Regions from separate parts of the Homo sapiens genome. Here regions 2 and 3 are each linked to region 1. A link is an interaction called in ENCODE POLR2A ChIA-PET data of the cell type or tissue named here. Cell type or tissue: K562. All regions are shown on one strand. Each heading gives the region's core, and the rest is flanking DNA. Links, peaks and the distances in the headings are about the cores only.

Region 1 (7,867 bases), core at 1,193-6,192:
TAGAAAAATGATTTCTTTTATCTTGTCTATAGCATAGTTTTGAGTCAAAATGTGAACATAGAATATTTATGAGAGAAGCATGGAAAAACTACTCTTGCCTAGAAATATTTGTGGGAATGCATATTTAGGTTAGAGGTAGGTCAGGAGAAACCCTTTTGGTTTTTAAATTTTTATTTCAAATTAAATGTATAGCAAGTAGGATAATTTAATGGAAGGTTGAATGCCACTTAAGCATATACACACATACACATATATATGATCTGATAGAGCCTTACGGTCATCATTTAGAACCTCAATTCTCATTATAAATTGCTATGATATAGACAGAAGAGGAGATTTGGTTGAACCTCGAGACAAATTTCATTGTGGGAATAATAATAAAGCCATAGCAACAACAACAGCAGCAGCAGCAGCAGCTAACATGTATAGCCCTGTGCCAGGCAGTGTTCTAAGTGGTTTACACGCACACATTAACTCAATTAATCCTCAGAACAAGCCTAGGAGTTAGATGCTGTTATTATCACTACTTAACAAAGGAGGAAGTAGAGGTCCAGAGAGGGAAGTATATTGCCTAAGGTCACTGAGCTGGTAAGGCAGAGCAGGGATGCAAGCCAGAGGCAGTCCACCCTGGAGTCCAGGCATTTCCCAGTTGGCCTGAGACTGATGCCAATGGGGAGGGTATGGGACAACTTTGCCCCTTCCTGACAGACTTGATCCCTCTAACTTGGGTGGTGATGGCTCTTGGGGGAAATGTGCCACTGACAGTATATGCACAAACTATGACCAGCTCCTATCTGGGAATGTGTGGTGGTAATTTAAACATTTTTCTTTGTAATTTCACTTTTGGGGGGTATAATTTTGCCTTTTTTTTCCTATCAGTGCACTACCAAAAAGAAAGAGAGGAAAGAAATTGAGTTAATTGTAGGACACGTGAAAACGAAAGAAGCCCAGTTTTTATAAGCCTATGATAACTGCTTTTGTAGGCTGTCTGGTGAAATGTTCTGGCTGCTTACCTGGTGTAACTTAAGGTGATTTTTTTTTTTAAGGTATTCTCCAAAAAAAACCCTCAGAAAACTGTTTACTTTCTAAAAGATGGTAGTTTATAGTTTCTTCCCCCCTTTTTCTTCTCTTCATCCAAACCTTGGAAAAGTAATATTGTTCAGGGCTGCTTTTTTTCACCTTCTTCTTTTTTTTTTTTTTTTTGAGTTGGAGTTTCCTTCTGTTGCCAGGCTGGAGTGCAGTGGTGCGATCTCAGCTCACTGTAACCTCCGCCTCCTGGGTTCAACCGATTCTCGTGCCTCAGCCTCCTGAGTAGCTGGGATTACAGGCGCGCACCACCACACCCAGCTATTTTTTTTTTTTTTTTTTGTATTTTTAGTAGAGACGAGGTTTCACCATGTTGGCCGGGTGGTCTTGATCTCCTGACCTCGTGATCTGCCTGCCTCGGCCTCCCAAAGTGCTAGGATTACAGGCATGAGCCACTGTGCCTAGCCTTTTTCACCTTCTGTTTTGAACACATGACAGCCAGTGTTATGATGTAGTATATGTTAAGAGGAAGTAGATATATCTGTGTACATTCATAGTTAGTTCTTTTTTTTTTTTTGAAACAGGGTCTTGCTCTGTCACCCAGACTGGAGTGCAGTGGGGCAATCTCGGCTCACTGCAACCTCCACCTCCGGGGTTCAAGCAATTCTCCCACCTCAGCCTCCCGAATAGCTGGGATTATGGGTGCATGCCACCATGCCTTGCTAATTTTTGTATTTTTTTGTAGAGACAGGGTTTCACCATGTTGACCAGGCTGGTCTCGAACTCCTGGCCTTAAGTGATCTGCCTGCCTCGGCCTCCCAAAGTGCTGGGATTACAGGTGTGAGCCACCGTGCCTGGCCCACAGTTCTTAATTCTGTAATCCAGGGGAATCAAATTTACCTTCTAGATAATGATTTATTTAAATATCTGCTGTTTTGACCTCTTAGGCATTCGGTGTAGAGTTGATCTCTAATCTTCATAATGATAAATTATTACTCTGTTTTTTCAGTTTGCTTGAGATAAGGCTGTGAAAACAAAAAATGTAGCCGAGGTGCTAAGGAGAGTTATCTTAACAGGGCTAGTCATAATCATGCAGCCTGAGAGAGAGCTCCAAGTGGGCTGCAGGAGATCCCAGTGGGGAGCTGTCAGCCTTCCAAGTTCTTTCTGTGCCAGGTCACCACAGGGCGGCTTCATTATTTTGTTTGAAGTAGATTCCTAAGACATCAGATGTTCTCATTTGTAAGTTCATAAACACATTCCCAAGCCAGAAGTAAATGACTTTTACTTAGCCACAGCTCAATACCCCTTTGTGCTTAAAAAAAAAAAAACAACAAAAAACAAAAAACAAAAAAACTAAAAACTAAAACACAAGCCTCACAAAACTCTTGACACATTTTTATGGGAAGTGAAAAGCATAACTTAAAACTTTCATAAGTGGTTGAAAATTGCTATACAAGAAACTTAGTATTTAGATGGGATAGATTTTGATGCAGAACACTGTACTAATGCTTTGGAGATATGTATTTGTAAAGAAGGAAGTAGAAACACATGCAGTACAGGATAATACATGACCAAAGCTGCAAATGTATGTGTTAGGAGTTCAAGAAAGGAAGAGATTATTGCTACCCAGGGTGATAAGCACTGAGCTAGTTTTTGAAGGGTGTATAATAGCAAAGAGTACATTTTATGATCTCTGTGAGGACCAGTACTACCTGTTTTTGCTCACCATTATGTCCCAACACCTAGCACTGTGCCTGGCATAGATATGGGGCTCAAGAAATTTTAGTTGAATGAATGAATGAGTGAGTAAGTGAATGAGGAAGAAAGGAAAGAAAAAGATTTCAGGCAGAGTCCTGAGAAAAGGCACAAGAGGTGTTTGGGAATAGCAAGATTCTGTTAGAGGAGGTGTAATAATATTTGAATGGAGAGGAGTCACAGGTCACAGCAGCAGTCACTTAGTTGGGGACTGGATTGTGGAAAACTGTTTGGATGTCAGTAAATTGTGCTTGCTTGTAAATGGCAGAGAGTGACCAGGGCTCTACTTTAGGACGAGTGCTGCCATCGCTCGAAGGTGGGGTCAGTTAGGCTATGGAAGAATTGGATTAGGGTTGCAGCAGTGGGGAAAGAAAGGCCAGATGGGGAGAGGCTGGAAAGAATTGGTTGACTGGATTTGGGACTGAGCAGATGCGGGTAGGGAGGAGGAAGCAAAGGTGAATTCAAAGTTTCTGGCTTGGGTGACTGGGAGAGAGGGACACCTTTAAGTAGGTGAGGTACGTAAATCAGAAGGAAACTGCCTTTTTGCTATTCTGTTTTGTTTTGAGGATTGGAGATAGGAAGTAAAAAGGGGGTCATTATAATGGAGTCTTTGTCTTTTGTGATCTTTAAGCGGAAAATAGACCGTGTCTGTCCTGGATATTTAAAATGTGGGGAGGTAAGTGGCACAACTGATCTCAAGTTCCTTTCTGGCTTTGTGATTTGAGCTGAATTTTTTATACTGAATTGTGAAATTCATTGTGTCTTAGAAATATTTTTTTTAATTTTTCAAAGAATATTGCTTTTCTACAATGAAGAAATTCAAACCTACAGTGCTATAAATTTTTAATTGGCATAATTTTGTATATGCAGTTTTAAATGCTGATTTTTTTAATCATACATGAGCATTGTAAACCAATGCCATTTTTCAAAATCACCATAAATGTCTCTATATTAATAATATTTCGGGGAAAGGATATACCATACTGTATTGAACATTTTTCTCTCTTTGGTCATTTTGGTTGTTTCCTATGTCTTGTCATTTTAAGTTGTTCCAATTCACATTACTGAAGCAAAGTAGAGCTGTGAATAATTCTTTTTAAAGCTTTAGTTTCAATTTACTTAAAAAATATATTGGTTTGTTTTAATCAACGAAATACTTCCAGGAGCACCAAAGAATTTTATGTGGATTGAGAGTCATCAAAAATATTGCTCTATTTATTAAAAATATGTAACATCCCCAGTTCTTGACAACTTGAAAATGAAGCAGCATTGTTGCCTGGGGTAAATACCCGGGGTTCTTCATCTCATCGAAGATTAACAATAGGTACACGTGAGTGGGTTAAGGAGCAGAGACTTTAATAGGCAGAAGAAAGGACAGAGGAGAGAGTAGCTCTCCCTCTCTTGTGAGACAGAGGAGTCCAAAGGGAAAAGCGGGCCTGCAGCTGACCGCAACAGGTTTTATAGTCTGGCTTGAGGAAGCGGTGTCTGATTTACATAGGGCCCGCAGATTGGTTCAACCAGGTGTGACGTTTACGTAGTGGGTGGGGAAGGCTGATCACCCCACCCTAATCTTATTATGCAAATGGACTTTCCACTCGGCCAGTGCCGTCTTGTCTGCTCCTCACTGTACATGTGGCTGGCAAAAAGAGAAGATGGAGCTGCCATTTTGAACATGCCTAGTCCCAGGTAGTAGTATTCCTACTGGCACAACTGCCGACATTCACCTGTGCAAGTTTCCAGCTTGCTTGTTTACGTGTGCAGCTCTCTTTTACAGGCTGCTGTTTGTTAAAAGAGAAAATGATTTTAGGGCTGCTTTTCATTAAAAGGAAACCCTTACCGAGGGCTCCCGAACCCTCAGTACCTGCCTAAGTAATTTCTTTTTAACTCGTATATCAAAAACATCTGGTAAATGATCACAATTATTTGTTGTTGACAGTGAATTCCTTTATAAGAAATAATTTGTGTAAACTATAAATTTGAATAAGATATTTCCTTTATTGTTAATTTAATTTTTTGGTCTTAAATATTTTCACATCCTAGTGACAAATTGAAGAATTTGCCAGTTTAGACTTCTCTTTTTTTTTTTTTATAAAATTTAATTTTCTTTTGAGAACTGGAAAAGGTAGTTTATTTCAAATTTGGTCCCCATGATTGATGTACTTTAGTAATGCATTTATTCAGTTTTGTGTATCTGGATATGTGGCATTTCAGTGAGACAGCTTCTACAGAGAATTGGAAAATTACATTCTGAAATATCAAAGTTTTATAATTTGAATAATTTACGGAAACCTTTCTAAAATGAATATACATTTCTGCCTTCTTAAAGAATTTACTGGCCAGGCATAGTGGCTCACGCTTCTAATTCCACGCTTTGGGAGGCCAAGGTGGGCAGATTGCTCGAGCAACATGCTGAAACCCTGTCTCTACAAAAAATACAAAAATTAGCCAGGCATGTTCCACATGGCTGTAGTCCTAGCTACTCTGGAGGCTGAGGTGGGAGGATCACTTGAGCTTAGGAGGTCGAGGCTTCAGTGAACCATGAGCATGCCACAGCACTCAGCCTAGGTGGCAGATCAAGACCCTGTCACAAAAAAAAAATTTATTGATCACAATTTACTTTTTTTCTGTCATACACAGACTTCATCATTATGGATGATCATCTTTTTTTTTTTTAATTTTTTATTTTTGAGATGGAGTCTCGCTCTGTTGCCAGGCTGGAGTGCAGTGGCCCGATGTCGGCTCACTGCAACCTCTGCCTCCCAGGTTCAAGCGATTCTCTTGCCTCAGACTCCCAAGTAGCTGGGACTACAGGTGCATGCCACCACACCCAGCTAATTTTTGTATTTTTTTTTTTAATAGAGACAGGGTTTCACCATGTTGGCCAGGATGGTCTCAATCTCTTGACCTCGTGATCCGCCCGCCTCGGCCTCCCAAAGTGCTGGGATTACAGGCGGAGCCGTTGCCCCCGGCCCTGTGATCCTCACCACAAATTTTAGAGTAATTATTTTCCTTTTGAGAGCCTCAGCCACTTTATGAAATCTGAGGGTTAGCCTTTTATGTATGGGGGAATCGCTCATCATTCTGTTTTCTAACAAAGCTTTGCATATACTGTCTGTATAGCTCTCCTGCCTTCAGTACTAGCCATTGAATAATGGAGTTAATTTACACTGCTTGAGAATATTTCTGTGGGAGTGAATTTTAATTTTCCCAGTGCATTCCTGAAGAAGTCTCCTTTTGTTTTCGTTAATCTGAGTCTCTAAGGGAGTTTTTATTAACTGACCTTCTCTAACGAGGGATGTTAGAATTACAGACCCTGATACTGGAAGGTTTCTTGATACCATCTGGTCTGTTGTTTGGCTTTAAGGCAAAGTGAAAGCACTCACTTATTTTACAGAAACAGCAGCTGACACCTGACCTGACCAGTATTTACCTCGGGTTAAGAAGGTAATAAGTGGAGAATGGTTCCTCACCCTCTGGTGTTGTAAACCTGAACTTTCTTAGAAATCTAGACAATGCATCAAGGGACAGGATTGATAGTTGATATTGGGGTTCTCTCCTTCCTTTATGATCTCAACAAATGTCAGACTTTTTGCAGACAAGTAAGTAATAAAGATGATAAGTTTCCTAATACATGTAGCTGCTTTGTAGTCTGTGGGTTTGCTTTCTGGCTGTGCAGAAAACAGTGAATTTCATGGAAAAAGTTGTGTTCTTTTCCTTCCTCAAAGAGGAGACACTCTGAGGGAAATGTTTTCTGTACCCAGACCCAATGCACTGAGAGGACAGACAGAACAGAGAACATCAAATAGGGCAAGTAGACCTTGAGAAACATTTGAACAGTTGAATGGGTTTGTCCAATAAGGATAACTAGAGTCATAGACTCTGTAGAGTCTATATAGCGGCTAGAACTGTGATATATGATATTACATAAGAGCTGGAAAGAACTTTAGGAGCCATCTAATTCAGTGGCTTCATTTGATAGATGAGGACGTGGAGTCCCAGAGAGGCTACGACACCAGATTAGGGACACTGAGTGACCAAATTGGGACTGGAACCTTTTGGCACCCAGTGATCTTTAGTTCTGCATCAGACTGCTGTGTGTGTGGGAAGCTTGTTAGATGTGCAGCAACTCTTCCCCAAGAAGTTGGCATCAGTGTGACTGTGGGTGGTTATGCTAAAGGGCTTGAGCAAAAACTCAGACTAGTGCCCTCATCTGAGGTTGGTATTTGTTATGCAGTTAGGACCTTTTTAAAATGTGATCATTATGAGTTCAGCCATAATAATCACGTCTCATACAGAAACTTTATCATCTGACTGGAGGGGTGCGGATAGTATTCTAGTGATAGGGAAACTGTTAGGTAATGTGTGGCCCAGAGGCATTGCTGATCAATTTCAACAAAATTTTACACACACACACACACACACACACACACACACACACGGTCTCATTGTGTTTTGGAGGATACTGCTATTTTAGCATTTATCACATTGTAATAATGTCTTTACCTGTCTTCTCAGTAGATAGTGAGCTCCTTGTGGGTAGGGACTGGTGACCAATAGGCTTTTAGTAACTATTTGAGTGAGCAAGTGAATGAAGAGACAAAAAACGTCAGCAGTGCTGGTAAAACATTGAAAGGTTGGCATGCCTTATAACGATCTTATAGAATTTATTCATCCTGTTTTTAAAGCAGTTAATTTTTTTTGTATTGCAAGTACTCTGTGATGAATATGCTAACTAGTAATGCCTTGCTCAGAATAGGTAGTCATAAATTTTGTTGAATGAATGAGTACTTCTTGGAATGTAGCTTATCTTTTTGCTGAGGTGTTGGGAATTTTCACATGAAGCTTCTAATGTGTAGAATAAGGTATAACAATACTTCAAACAATGATTCCTCTGGGAATTGACTCACTTAAATTATAGTTTATTAGAAAAACCGAAGACAAAATAATGGTACATCATAAACTTCATAAATCTGTGAGAAGAGCTGCACATGTTGAGTATGACAGCAAGGCTTTTAGGCCCAGCTTCTATGTCCCTTCAAATTTGTAGGACCTGCACCTGTGGGGTGGTGGGTGATCCTACCCTTGT
Region 2 (7,056 bases), core at 423-5,422, 73 kb after region 1:
AGTGAGACCCTGTCTCTCAAAATAAAAAGATTTAATATAAAAGAAAAATGTAAGATATCTTATTTATAATTATGTTCATTAATGCTGAAATGAGAATATTCTAGATATATTGGATGAGCAAAATACACTACTAAAATTTACTTTTTTCTTGTTAGTTTATTTTAATATGGTTATAAAAAATTAAAATTATACATGAGGCTCTCTTTTGAGGATGGCATTATATTTCCATTGGACAGTGATGATCTAGAGTGTTTTTGCTATTGTACATAGCTCATAATTAAAGATTGTTCTATATACTTTCTCCTTTATTTATTTGTTTTCAGAAATAGAGTCTCACTCTGTTAGCAGGCTGGGGTGCAGTGGCCAAATTGTAGCTCACTGCAGTCTTGAACTCCTGAATTCAAACAATTCTCCTGCCTCAGCCTTCTAGGTAGCTTGCTACCACTCCTGTCTAATTAAATTTTTTTTTTTTTTAAATAGAGAAGGGGTCTCCCTCTATTGTCCAGGCTAGTCTCAAACTACTGGGCTCAAGCAATCCTCCTGCCTTGGCCTCTCAAAGGGATCACAGGTGTGAGCCATCATGCCTGGACACATTTTTGCTTCAAAAGGTCAATAGTTCTTAGCCACCAGAGGTGTTCAGGCATAAGTTGAATGAACTCTTGGTAATGATCATTTATTCATTCCTGTATTAATTCATTTAGCAACATCTATAACATACTAATTTTCCCAACACTGTACTATACTCTGGGCCAATAGACATAAAAGACACGTTTCCCGTCCTTAAGAAGCTCATCTTCTTGTGGAGGTTGTGAAGAGGGGATTCAGTTCAGTGCTTATAAGGGTTCTTAGATGACCTTTATGATCCTTTCCAACCCATTGCTCTGCAATTTTTGCATACCTCCTAACTACTTGTTACCCAGAGAATTTAGAGAATCAAGGACTTAAGATAATTGTAGATCACAGTCATTTCCAAAATTTCTTAGTCTCTTTTCTATCAGCTCTTTTTGTATTTTTTAATGTAGTCTCCACATTGTAGACACTGTGCTTCTGTTCTCCATTCTTTCTTCTTCGAGTAACTTCATTATTCATAATAAGAAATGCTTTCTTATTTTGTGTAAATATGTTCTTTCATCTCTGGTTTCATCTCCCATTATTAATATTTATAAGGTTGCTTCATTCTGAGTGATTTCTTAGATTCTCAGGTTACAAGCAGTGGTATGTTGGTAAACTGGCTCTATAAGTAAAAAGTATTTGCTGATTTCCATGGTACAAATACTTTTACCACTGCTGATTTGGGCTCTCAAAATTTCTGAATATTTAACAGTTCACTCTTGAGAGCCTATATAAGACAGTGCTGGGACACCAGTGAAACAAGCTCTTTAACATTTAATTGTGGATGTTGATTCTAGTTTTCTTAAACTTAATTTTTTTCCTGCTGTTTTTCTGCAAAATAAACACTAAACACAAAATAAACAACAAGTCCCAATTGCTCCTTCTATTTAAATATTATTCATTTAGTTTTTCATTCAAGAACTATTTATTGACTGCAAATTCTTCCTATGGTCATAGTTGTGGATTTTTATAACCACTGTATAATAGCTGTATAGTTCAGTTGACTAGTATGCCAGAAGTCACATTTAGAAAGATAGAATTGTGGCCAGGCGTGGTGGTTTGAAGGTTGAGGAGGGTAAGTGGGAAGATGAGGGTGAGAGGGAAGAACATGTGACTTGCAGATGTGCAGGTTCTGTAGGAAGAGCCCAGTGGCTACTGGGGAGCTCAGGGAAGATGGGGCCAGATACCCCCAGGCCTTGTGGCCACAGTGAAGATTTGAACTTTCCCTTGAGAGCAATGGGAAGTCAGTGAGGGGTTATAGCTGAAGAGTGATCAGATTAGATTTGCCTTTTAAAAATATCACTCTGGCTTCAGTGAAGAAAACCATTAAAAAGTTTTAAGAGTGGGTGTAGGAAGGCAGTGGCAATGGAATTGGCAAGTGATGCATTCAAGAGATATTTAAGAGGTGAAACCAATGGTGCATAGTGAGGGATAGGATAAGGGGAAAGAAAGGTGAGACTTCTGGCCTGTAGCTTGAGTGACTGTGGGAGCTTTTACCCAGACAGGGAGCGCTGCAAGACTGGATTATCGTTGCAGTTGTTTTTTTTTGGAGTGGGAGCAGATTCAAGAGATTCTTCTTACATAGTGAGTTTGAGGCATCTTTAAGACACCCGAACGGAAATGCCATGTAGGTGGTTGGCTGTACTATTTTTGAAGCTTTAAGAAGGAGTTTGTGCTAGAGAGATTTGAGGGTCATTGGCAGATAGATGGTAATTTATGGAGATGTCTAGGGCAGTGATTCTCAAAATACATGCCTTTCTAGCGGCAGCCTCAGCTCCACCTGGAAACTTGTTAGAAATGCAAATTCTCAGGCCCTGCCTTTGGCCTACTGAATTAGAAACTTGAGGTGGGGCCCAGCAGCCTGTGTCTGTGGAACTATCCGGGTGATGCCAATACACACTAAAGTTTTAGAGGCCCTGGTCTAGAGAGAGAGAGTATGGAGTGAGAAGAATTTTGGTCTAGAGTTGAACCTTGAGAAGGTTTGACTTTTAAAGACTGGGAAGTGAAGGATGACTTTGCAAAGGAGGTTGGAAGTAGTGTTTAGAGGGTAGAAGGAAAATCCAGGAACCAAGAGAAGAGAGCAAAGTAGGGAGTTACTTGTTGCTGACATATTAGGCTAAGATGATGCATGCACAATGTTCTCTGGGTTTAAAATAAGTAAATCCAGACAGACAGAAAATAAATTAGTGGATTGCCAGGGGCTGGAGGAAGGAGAATGGGGAGTGACTGCAAATGAGTCCAAAGTTTCTTTTTGGGGTAGTAAAAATATTTTGGAATTACTGGTGATGGTTGTACAACATTATGAATACACCAAACCCCACTGAATTGTACACTTTAAAAAGGAAGATGAGACTGGGCGCGGTGGCTCACGCCTGTAATCCCAGCACTTTGGGAGGCCGAGGTGGGCGGATCGCCTGAGGTCAGGAGTTCGAGACCAGCCTGGCTGACATGGTAAAACCCTGTCTCTACGAAAAATACAAAAATTAGCCAGGCATGGTGGCAGGCGCCTGTAATCCCAGCTACCCGGGAGGGTGAGGCAATCGCTTGAACCCGGGAGGCAGAGGTTGCAGTGAGCCAAGATTGTGCCAGTGCGCTCCAGCCTGGGCTACAAGAGTGAGACTTCGTCTAAAAAAAAAAAAAAAAAAAAAAAAGGAAAAGGAGTAATTCTTTAGAGAAATCTTGTTTTAGAGAGGAGTCCAAACCGGGTGGAAGCTGAAGGAAGATGTGGAGCTTGGAAAATTTTGGTTGGCTTGTTCTTTTTGGAGCTAGTAGGGACCTGAAAATGTTTAAATTCTGTTGGAAAGGATCCAGAAGAGAGATAAAGAGATGACCAATGGTGTTGTATGGTGGTAAAACCTCAGAGTAGGAGGGGACTTTTGGGTTCAGTAGTCTGCTGTTTTCCTAACTCCTGACCTCCATTTCATGTTATAATGCAGGTGAAAAAAATTCCTTAGAAGGGATCTTCCAATTCCAAGTTTGAACATCATGTGGGGCAGGTATCTTTCTGTCTCCCAGGGCCAACCATTAGATGGTCCCGACTATATTGGTGAGTTGAGGAAAATCAACAGGGAAAATTGACTTACAAAATGGGAGGGAATGTTGCCTCTTAAATGGACTTTCAATCTTATTTTAGTCATTTCCTTTATCCTCACTTCCAGGAGAACACAGTGCTGCCAATTCCTAAGCCTTTTGAGACTTACCTGGTATTAATTGTGTTGGTTATCATTTTTTTTTTTGGTTTTTTTGGAGATGGAGTCTCACTCTGTTGCCCAGACTGGAGTGTAGTGGCACAATCTTGGCTCACTGCAACCTCTGCCTCCCGGGTTCAAGCTATTCTCCTGCCTCAGCCTCCCGAGTAGCTGGGATTACAGGTACCTGCCACCATGCCTGGCTAATTTTTATATTTTTAATAGAGATAGGGTTTCACTATGTTGGACCAGGCTGGTCTTGAACTCCTTACCTCAGGTGATCCACCTGCTTCGGCCTCCCAAAGTGCTGGGATTACAGGCATGAGCCACTGTGCCCAACTGGTTCTCAGTTTTTTCATTGTCAGTTTAGTATTCAGTTTTCTTGGTCTTCTAACTTATTTACCACTCATCTAAATGATTTCTAGCTTTCAAAATTTTATTGTTTTGTCTCTTCTCTTATTCTCCTAGTCTTTGTTGGTTTCCATTTAAAAAACAAAAGCCTTTAAAAATTCACCTTTTGGTCAGGTGCAGTGGCTTACACCTGTAATCCTAGCACTTTGGGAGGCAGAGGTGGGTGTATCACTTCAGCTCAGGAGTTCCAGACCAGTCTGGGCAACATGGTGAAACCCTGGCTCTACGAAAAATATAAAAACTAGCTGGGCATGGTGGCTTGTGCCTGTAGTCCCAGCTAATTCAGGGGCTGAGGCTGGAGGATCACTTGAGCCCAGGAGGTGGAGGCTGCAGTGAGCCAAGATCATACCACTGCACTCCAGCCTGGGTGACAGAGTGAGACCCTGTTTCAAAGAAAAAAAAATCTCCTTTTAGTGGGGTTCGGTAGATGCATGGGTTCAATCTTCCATCTTTATCTTCTCTCTTTCTCCCCCAGAGAATACATAACATGTTCTTGTGTCCCTTCACTGTTATAGTATTTTCCTGTGACTACGTATGAGCCACATGCCACGATTAAGCCATTTCTTTCTTGTCCAGTCTTTGGGACAGATTTTGAGAACCTGTTGGCACTATGTGGCTGTCATGAGGATTAAATGCGCTATGCATATAAATTACCTGACACAGTAGGTGCTCAAAAAAGGCATGCCGTTTCCTTCTCTCAATCTGGAGGATATGACTAAATTCTATTGCATTCCTTATTAGATTTCAATTTGTAAACTTCTCTGTGCCTTTTCAGCCTGTGGTGACTGACTTGCCTAGTTCTGTCGGATGGCATGTTAACTTTCCCTCCCAACTTTGGAGGCCTGCAGATTTGACCACCGGGTCACCAGAGCTCTCCTTTTAGTCACTGGTAACAATTGTGGCTGTGATGGGGTAGGAGGTATCATGGAAGCCTCACCATACTTTGCAGACATTCAGAAAGAATAGGCCTGGAACTTTTTCTGGTAGCTTACATTAGTGACATTGTTTAGCTGAGTCTAGGGGTGGGAAGACATACTTGAAAGAATAAGGGATACCTCTACATCTTGTAATTTTTTTTTTTTACTTTTTTTAAATATAAAGAAATTTTTACCCCCTTTTAAAAAACGTAAAGCAGTAGTTTTTAATCTAGGGTCTGTGGAAGAGAATTCAGAGAGTCAGTGAACTTAGATGAGAAAAAAATTATATCTTTATTTTTACTGACCTTACCTTATCAATTATAAAGTTACATCCAATTATAAATGTTGTAAATAAACTGTAGTAGCATTAGCAATATAAGTGACAATTTAATATCACTTACAGTTATTATTTCTTAAAATATTTATGCTCATTCCTTCCTCAAAATTGTAGTGGCAGTTATCAGACTTGCCACTAGATCTTGTTATATAATATATTAATTTGAAAAGTGCATTTTGGGGTATTGCAAATTTGTATTTTAGTATATTTAAAATACATATTTAAACTTTATTTAAATGTAATTGAAATAGTTTTCTGTTAATCCTAGTTTATGCATTAAAAACATTATTCTGAGGAAATGGGTTCGCAGGCTTCCTCAGGTCACTGAGAGTCCATGGCACAGAGACTCTGAACCCCAAAGACAAGTGTCTGCAAAGGAATTTATGGTTGTTTATATAAACTAATATTTTTCTTAGATCCCTAGTCACTCTTTTCTCTGGCATAGCCCATTAAAATTTGCTTTCTAACATATAGTTTACATTTTTACAAGATATTTGAAAAGGGGGCTATTTTATTTTTTGCTGACATGTGAGTTCAGATGATATTTAAAAACACAAAAACAAAGATCCCTCCTTTTGAAATGAGACATAAATATTTGGAATAATTGAAGTTTCAGGACTTAAGCATTCTGTTAAGTTGCTTTGCTAACTTCCTAGTTTTATGTTAGGCTTTCGGGATGCTGAAACTCAGGGATGATGAAGTTACATTTCACTTCATGGCTTAGCAGCCATAGGTTCAAGTGACCTTGAATGGTTGTAAAAGTTGGTTTTATGTTAATTATACCTTAAAGCCCTTAAAGGTCTATTCTCCCCTTGGAACGTCTTCTGGCCCCTTCCTGATGGCTGCCATATGTGCCTTTCACTTTGTCTAGATAGGTGTCTGCCTGCTCTGTTTCTTGGGTCAGCAGTGGAGGCTGGGCAGAGAGCCTGGAGCCTTGAGGTCAAGTTTCCTACCTCGGACACCTTGGAACACTGTAGTGTTAAAGCTCTGGTGCCAGTTCTTGCTTAACTGACCTGAACTTGATACTTTAGTTTTATGTTGCCTAAAGCAGGTCTGCTAAATTGCTCTAAAAACTTAAATAAAGTATGAAGCACTCAATTTTCACCACGGTAGGTTCCCACTCCTTTTGAAGGAGTACTTCATGGTGCATTAGAAGCTCTCGTGGCTCCCAGTGGCTCAGAGGAGATTGTTTGGAAGCCTGACTACATTTTCCTGTTTTCTTTCTTTTCTTTTCTTTTTTGTAGGGGAAGGATGGCATTTAATCCATGAAAACACCTGCTAGGTTCTGTTGGCCTACATACATTGTCTCTCCTATCTTTTAAGCTTGTTTTTATCATATTCCTGACAGGAGGTTATTCCTCTGCCAGAATACCTCTTGCAATGATGAATGTTTTACTTAATCAAACAGTTCAATTCACTGTTAATAATAAGAATAGTCATAATATTTATGAAGTGCTTCCTATGTACCAGCCACTATATGAAGGACTTTACATATTTTAAAAAACATAATCTGACAACAGTCCTATGAGTGATAGCTGCTATCATTAACTTCATTTCACAGATGAGGAGACCAAGATTCAGCATAGAGGTA
Region 3 (7,056 bases), core at 423-5,422, 120 kb before region 1:
TAAATTTTGAAACAATGTAATGAATAGAAAATAGAACAAAGATATACAAAGAGAGACCCAGCTAGATATCCTTGTTTTAAGTTATGAAACTATAATAACATGAACAGATTTCTTTTGAATTTATATAACTATTCTTTCTCATTCTTAATGGCTAAAAATCAGGCAGTTCTATATCTAGCAAACTTGATGGAAACTTGTTTGTCCAAACTTATGTTCTGCCACCTTATCCCTAAGTCGTCTCTTTCCTCTTTCCATTTTCTACCCCTTTTCAAATTTCTACCCATCCCTCCTTTTTTTTTTTGGAGACAGAGTCTCACTATGTTCCCCAGGCTGGAATACAGTAGACATTCACAGGTGCATAAATGCATACTACAGCCTCAAACTCCTGGGCTCAAGCAATCCTCCTCCCTCCATCTCCTGAGGAAGCTGGGACCACCCACCACACCCAGCTTCTATACCCTCTTTGTAATACTTAGATGCCAATGATACTGTATGGTAATTATTCTCAAAAGAGAAAAGTATTTCTGATCATTTGAAAGCACGTATGGACCCTCCCACTTTTCCAGGTTAACAAATGGCTCTGAACCTATTCAGGAATGCTCCTGTATCTTTAGACTGCTGTTAACCATATTTGCTTATAAAACATATAACAAATTAATTAGGGTTGTAAAATTTTCTTAAATATGAGGAGTTAAATTAGTAATAAAAAATACAAAATACATTTTGGTTATGGAGGTATTAGGTACCTCTTACTTCCTCTCTAGCAAGTTGGGTCCTCTCACAGCTTGCTGATTGGAGTATAACCTGGCAACTTTCTGAATGGTTTAGCATTAACAATCAAAAGCATTTAAAAAAATTTTTTTTAAATCAACATTCTTGATTCCATAAGTAATTCCACTTGCTAAAAAATGGTTACTATAGGGTCATAATGAAGAACTGGAAATCAATCTAAGTAACACAAAAACAAGAAAATATACTATGGCACCTCTATACAAAGCAATATGCAAGGAACAGCAAGAGCATGAAAATGTGATGGTTCATGGCAAGGTTAAAGAACAGTTCTCTATAGCCGAAGATGCGGTATGTGGCAAGAAATCAGCCCAGACTTAAAAGACTTTGTGTACCATGCTAAAATATTTGAACTTCATCCTAAAGGTGATCAGGACCCAGTGGTAAATTAACATGGTCATAAATTCTTTGCAGCTGTTCCCATCAGGAGGCCGAGTCTATTTCACCAGTTCTTAAATCTGTGCTGGGCTGTGACTTGCTTTGACAAATAGAATATAACAGAAGTGAAGTGTGAAGGTTCATGAAGCTAGGCCTCAAAAGTCCGCACAGCTTCTCCCTTCTCCCTTTTGGAATGCTGCCCTAAAATCCTCATGCAAGGAAGTTGATCTAGTCTACTGGAGGATGAGACATCAGGAAAAGGAGAAATGAGTTGCCCCATCGGAAACCCAGCATGAATGGTCAGACACATGAGTGAGACCATCTTGGACTTTCCAGCCCATATGATCCTCTAGCTGAATACAGCCATATTAGGGAGCCTGGGCGTAACCAGCAAGGAAATCACCCAGCCAACCTGCAGAATCCTGAGAAATGATCAGTCCTTGTTGCTTTAAGCCACTAAGTTGTGGGATTGTTTGTTACTCAGCAGTAATTAACTGATATGGAATCCTATTTATAATATCAGATCTGCAACTTTAGGTCTACAAGTTTAGAAAAAATTTCTCTGGCAGGAGTGTGGTAGATGGGGTCGGGGAGTGGGTGGCAGAGGCAAAACAAGGCAGGGGAAGCAGGAGGCTACTTCAGGTAAGAAGCAGAAGTATAGAATTTATTAATTTATTATTTTTTTAGAGACAGGGTCTCACTCTGTTGCCCAGGCTGGAGTGCAGTGGCACAATCAGCTCATGATAACTTCAAGTTCCTGGGCTCAAGTGATCCTCCCACCTCAGCTAGGACTAGCAGCTGACTACAAGTCCATACCACCACACCCAAGTAATTAAAAAAAATTTTTTATAGAGGTGAGGTCTCACTTTTCTGTGGCCCAGGCTGGTCTTGAACTCCTGGCCTCAAGCAAGCCTCCTGCCTCAGCTTCCCAAAGTGCTGGGATTACAGGTGTGAGCCACTCTGCCCAGCACAGAAGTATGTGATTTATATATTTATATACTTTTCAAAGCCATTTGAAAAGAAGGCAGATTTAAGAAAAATGTAAGATGTAAAATTAATAGGTTTTGATAATCAGTTTGATGTGAGACTAGAGTCAGGATGACTCCAGGTTTCTAGCTTTCCTTCCTCCCTCCCTCCCTCAAGATGACTCTAGGTTTCCTTCCTTCCTTCCCTCCTTCCTTCTTTCCCTCCTTCCTCCCTCGCTTCCTTCCTTCCCTCCTTCCTTCCTTCCCTCCTTCCTCCCTCGCTTCCTTTCCTCCCTTCCTTCCCTCACTTCCTTTCCTCCCTTCCTTTCCTCCCTTCCTTTCCTTGATTCTTCCCTCCCTCCTGATGGCTCTAGGTTTCTAGCTTCCCTCCCCTCCCCTCCCCATCCCTTCCCTTCCCGTCCTGTCTCATCACGTCCCTTCCAGTCCCGTCCCTTCCTCCTCTTCCTCCTCCTCCTTCTCTTCTTCTTTCTTTTATTTCCCCTCCCCTCCCCTTCCTTCCTTCTCCTTCTCCTCCTCCTTCTTCTCTTTTCTTCTCTTCTCTTCTTTTCTTTTCTTCTTAGACATGGCCTAACTCTGTTGCCCAGGCTGGAGGGCAGTGGCATGATCACAGCTCACTGCAGCCTCAAACTCTGGGGCTCAGGTGATCCTCCTACCTCAGACTCCTGAGTGGCTGGGACTACAGGTGTGGACCACCATGCTCAGCTGACTTTTTAAAATTTTTTGTAGAGGCAGGGTCTCATATCAATGGTTAAGCTAGGCTAGTCTAGCTTAATGACTTACTGAGTTAGGAAATATCAGAAGGAAAAGAGATTTGTAGAAGACTGAGTTTTGGGGACATTGGAATGGAGTTGGTGAGAGATGTGAGCTACAGCTACAGATTCACAAGTCTTCAATGAGGTGAGAGTTGAAGGCATGTGTGTAGATGTAGTACAAGAAGAGAGGGCAAAGGATGGGATCCTATGAAAAACTGAAGTTTAAAAGAGAAGCAGAAGAAGAGAAACCTTAATAAGTATCCAGAGAAAGCAGTATTAGTATATGTAAGCAGTATTAGTATATCTAAGCAGTATTAGAGTATGTAAGTACTTTATATATTCTAATTTATTTAATCCACCCAAGTATAAGGATCTTTGTTTTGTGTACTGATATATCCCAAGCACCTAGAGCAGTGCCTTGGAACACAGGTGATCAATAAATATTAATTGTTGAATGAATGAATTCTCACAAGAATACAATTAGCTAAATACTATGATTACTCCCATTTCCCAGATGGTGAAACTTGCTTAAAGTTACACTGCTAGTAATTTGTAGACCAGGAATCCAAGTAGCCTGGAACTGGTGTATCCAGCAACCCAAAGTTCCTAAGTGTTTACAGACTGGACCAGGAAGTTGAAGTATTTACTTGAATGACCTCTATTTTCTCTGGGAAGTAACAAAAAAAGATCAACTTTAAAAAATGGAAATTTTTGTAAAAGTAGTGAAGGTAAAGTTTACATGTCTTAGGCTATAGTGGAGGATGACATAGAAAAAACATGGAAGATGGCTGGGAACAGTGGCTCACACCTGTAATCCCATCACTTTGAGAGGTGAGACCCTGTCTCAAAAAAAAAAAAGAAAGCAAAAGAAAAGGCATGGAAGGCCGGTGCAGGGCTCATGCCTGTAATCCCAGCCCTTCGGGAGGCAGAGGCAGGAGGATCTCTTGAATCCAGGAGTTTTAGACCAGCCTGGGCACTGTGACAACATCCTGATAAATAAATAAATTAGCCAGGTGTAGTGATGCACACCTGTAGTCCCAGCTACTCAGGAGGTTGAGGCAGGAGGATCATTTGAGCCCATGAGTTTGAGGTTACAGTGAGCTATGATTGTGCCACTGCACTCCAGCCTGAGCAACAGAGCTCAAAAAAAAAAAAAAAAAAAAAAAAAAAAAAAAAAGAGCATGGAAAGGCTGACTTGGGGTCTGCCTGGAATTCCCCCATTTTTCATTCCCAGCACAAACTAAGCTCCCATGTATCTGTCAAAAACTTAATAGTGTAACAAAAGTCTAGGGTTCTTTATCAGGGTTCTAAATAGAACATCAGGAAAAAAAACAGTTCTTGTGCCCTTGCCAAATCTAATACTTAATCCTTCAAGTTCTTTACAGAGGGTAGAAAAAGCTGGGGAAAAAGTAAGTAAATGGTGAAAGTCAGGGAACTTTCTATTTAGTACTAAATCAGGCTGGTTTCATCACACCATGTTCACTTGACAGATTAAGTGCTTCTTTCAACAAACAATACCACAATGTGTATGCCAACACAAAGACACCTCTATTAAGTCAACAATTTACCTTGACTGAGAAAGTCATATCAATGCTGACTATTGCACTTAGATGAGCCAGATGATAAATAGATGGCCCAACACAACCCATTCCCAATATTATAAAGACACAAGTGCTGGGCGAGATAAGTTAATGCCTGTAATCCCAGCTCTTTGAGAAGCTGAGGCAGAAGGATCACTTGAGCCCAGGAGTTCAGGTTATAGTGAGCTGTGATTACACCACTGCACTCCAATCTGGGCAACTGAGTGAGATCCTGTCTCTAAAAAAAAATTTTTTTTAAAAAGGGGTGCCAGTGTTAAGGAAAGTATGTAAAAGAGAGGGATGAGAAAAAAGAAAGTGAGAACTGGAAAAATGTGGGGAGATGGGAAGGGCCCGGCTAGAAATACAGAGTCAACTTTTTTTTGTTTAAAAAGTCTCAATCAACTACTAAAAAATATTACTGAATGAGGTACAAAACATTATTTTATACACGTTATTTTGAAATCATACTTACCAGCAGTTGTTTTCAGGAAGTGATGTGGATGACTATACTTGAATGAAGGATAACCAAAGAAACACACATAATTTGGCTTCAAAACATGAACATTACCACATGTTTGAAAATAGCGAACACAAATCTACAGATGAGAAAACAAAAAGTAAAAGCATTTATAAACAACCATACCGGCTTATCTCTAAGTATAAATTGAATTTCAATTCCATTCTAAAAGTAGAACCATTGTCACAATAGAAATATTATATCCTTAGATTTAGATTTGTTACATTTATGATCCTTACCCAAAATTCCTTCTGAAAGTAAAGACATTTTAACAGTGTATTCTGTATAAATACATCAGCTTATAGGTATGCTTAAGTCATTGGACTTCCTGAACTAAAACTACTAAAGAATTCTAAAGTAATAGTTAGCATCTAAAAACAATGAAAAACTTGTATAGTATGATACCCCAAAGTTTACTTATAGTAACTTATAGATGACTCTTTAGAATTAACTATTTTACATAGTACCTTAGTATAATATTATTTTAAAATCTCTTATAGAAATAAGTAGGCCCAAATGTATTCAACTCTATATATCAAAACCTAAGTGTCTGAAAGGTATTGTGTGTGTGTGTGTGTGTGTGTGTGTGTGTGTGTGTGTGTGTATTTGAGACATGGTCTCACTCTGTTGCCCAGGCTGGAGTGCAGTGGTGCGATCACAGTTCACTGAAGCCTTGACCTTCTAGGCTCAAGGGGTCCTCCTGCCTCAGCCTTCCAAGTATCTGGGACCACAGGCGCATGCTACCCCACCCAATTAATTTTGTTTATTATTTGTAGAGACAAGGTCTCAGTATGTTGCCCAGGCTGGACTTGAAGTCCTGAGCTCAAGCAATCCTCCCACCTCAGCCTCCCAAAGTGCTAGAATTACAGGTGCGAGCCACCATGCCAGGCCATAATATCTTATTTGGAAAGTTAATATTTCAATGCCATTAGGCCAGGCGCGGTGGCTCACGCCTGTAATCCCAGCACTTTGGGAGGCCAAGGTGGGCAGATCACGAGGTAGGGAGTTAAAGAGACCAGCCTGGCCGATATGGTGAAACCCTGTCTCTACTAACAATACAAAAGAATTAGCTGGGCTTGGTGGCATGCGCCTGTAGTCCCAGCTACTTGGGAGGCTGAGGCAGGAGAATCGCTTGAATGCGGGAGGCAGAGGTTGCAGTGAGCCGGGATCGAGCCACTGCACTCCAGCCTGGTGACAGAGCAAGACTCCATCTCAAAAAAAAAAAAATTTCAATGCTATTAATACTTAACTACATCATACTGTAAACATAAACTACAGAATTTATTTACTTATTTAATTTTAAAGCCCTGAGCTTACTTCTCTGCAGAAATTTCTAACCTTCTTAGTATAAGAATACTGATAAGTGAAACTTTTTCATGTATGTAACAGAGTCACTTTTACTTAAAAAAAAAAATCATGTACATTAGTGGTGATTAGCTCTTAACTTTTAAAGGCTATGTTATAATAAACATCATATAGTACAGTCATGTTTTAATACATATTTATAAACTAGAATTTTTGTTTTTTTCTGATAGCAAATATAAAAGTAAAAGTTTGGTTTACTGACAAGAACAATACATTTAAATTCTTATTTTTTTACTTTAAATTTCAAACTATTACTGATTTCTGAAGGCAAAGAAAAACTGAAGATCCCTTTCCTAAAACATAAATAATCTTAAATCATTCATCTTAACTTTAGAGATCACCCTAAATCGACTAGTCTTTATAATATCAACATTTTATTTTTACTAACATTAATATTCAGGAAATATAAAGCCTAACTAAAATAATTAAAATTGATAACTTAAAACCAGAAGACAATAAAAGAATTCTCTTTCCCAAACATTTCCATTTTGTTTGTCCTTGCTTTCTCCTTCAGCTCCCATAATCCTGACTCTTGGTCAACAATAAAATCAAAGGAGTGAATCAACCTCTGTTTCATCAGACATAAAACTTAGGGACAATAAAGGAAAGTTTTGAAGTATATAGATTCACCTTAATTTAAATAAAATTGTTCATATTTGTAAAACATTTGAAAGAAAATTAAACTACTA

Evidence for each region. ChIA-PET counts read pairs that join two places held together with the same protein. Peaks named below come from ENCODE experiments on the same cell type or tissue, not always from the same donor. Only the 100,000 strongest peaks of a DNase experiment are listed, where the experiment ranks them.
Region 2: POLR2A ChIA-PET joins it to region 1 with 5 read pairs; 15 of 35 experiments call an interaction of 5 or more read pairs at or near these places.
Region 3: POLR2A ChIA-PET joins it to region 1 with 6 read pairs; 16 of 35 experiments call an interaction of 5 or more read pairs at or near these places.

The regions. Positions count from the first base shown.
Region 1 is chr1:100,358,759-100,366,625 of GRCh38, forward strand. All of the region lies in intron 2 of CDC14A (cell division cycle 14A), which reads left to right. Among named protein-coding and RNA genes, the nearest start is that of CDC14A, 10 kb to the left of the region's middle. In K562, for the core only: no CTCF peak of the experiment used is centred there; DNase peaks (open chromatin) are centred at 2,133 and 4,313; H3K4me3 peaks cover 1,821 bases.
Region 2 is chr1:100,432,585-100,439,640 of GRCh38, forward strand. The region is part of intron 5 of CDC14A (cell division cycle 14A); the gene reads left to right. Among named protein-coding and RNA genes, the nearest start is that of CDC14A, 84 kb to the left of the region's middle. In K562, for the core only: no CTCF peak of the experiment used is centred there; a DNase peak (open chromatin) is centred at 3,467.
Region 3 is chr1:100,235,804-100,242,859 of GRCh38, forward strand. It overlaps DBT (dihydrolipoamide branched chain transacylase E2), which reads right to left. Exons shown (of 11, transcript NM_001918.5): 2 at 4,958-5,081. Among named protein-coding and RNA genes, the nearest start is that of DBT, 11 kb to the right of the region's middle. In K562, for the core only: no CTCF peak of the experiment used is centred there; no DNase peak of the experiment used is centred there.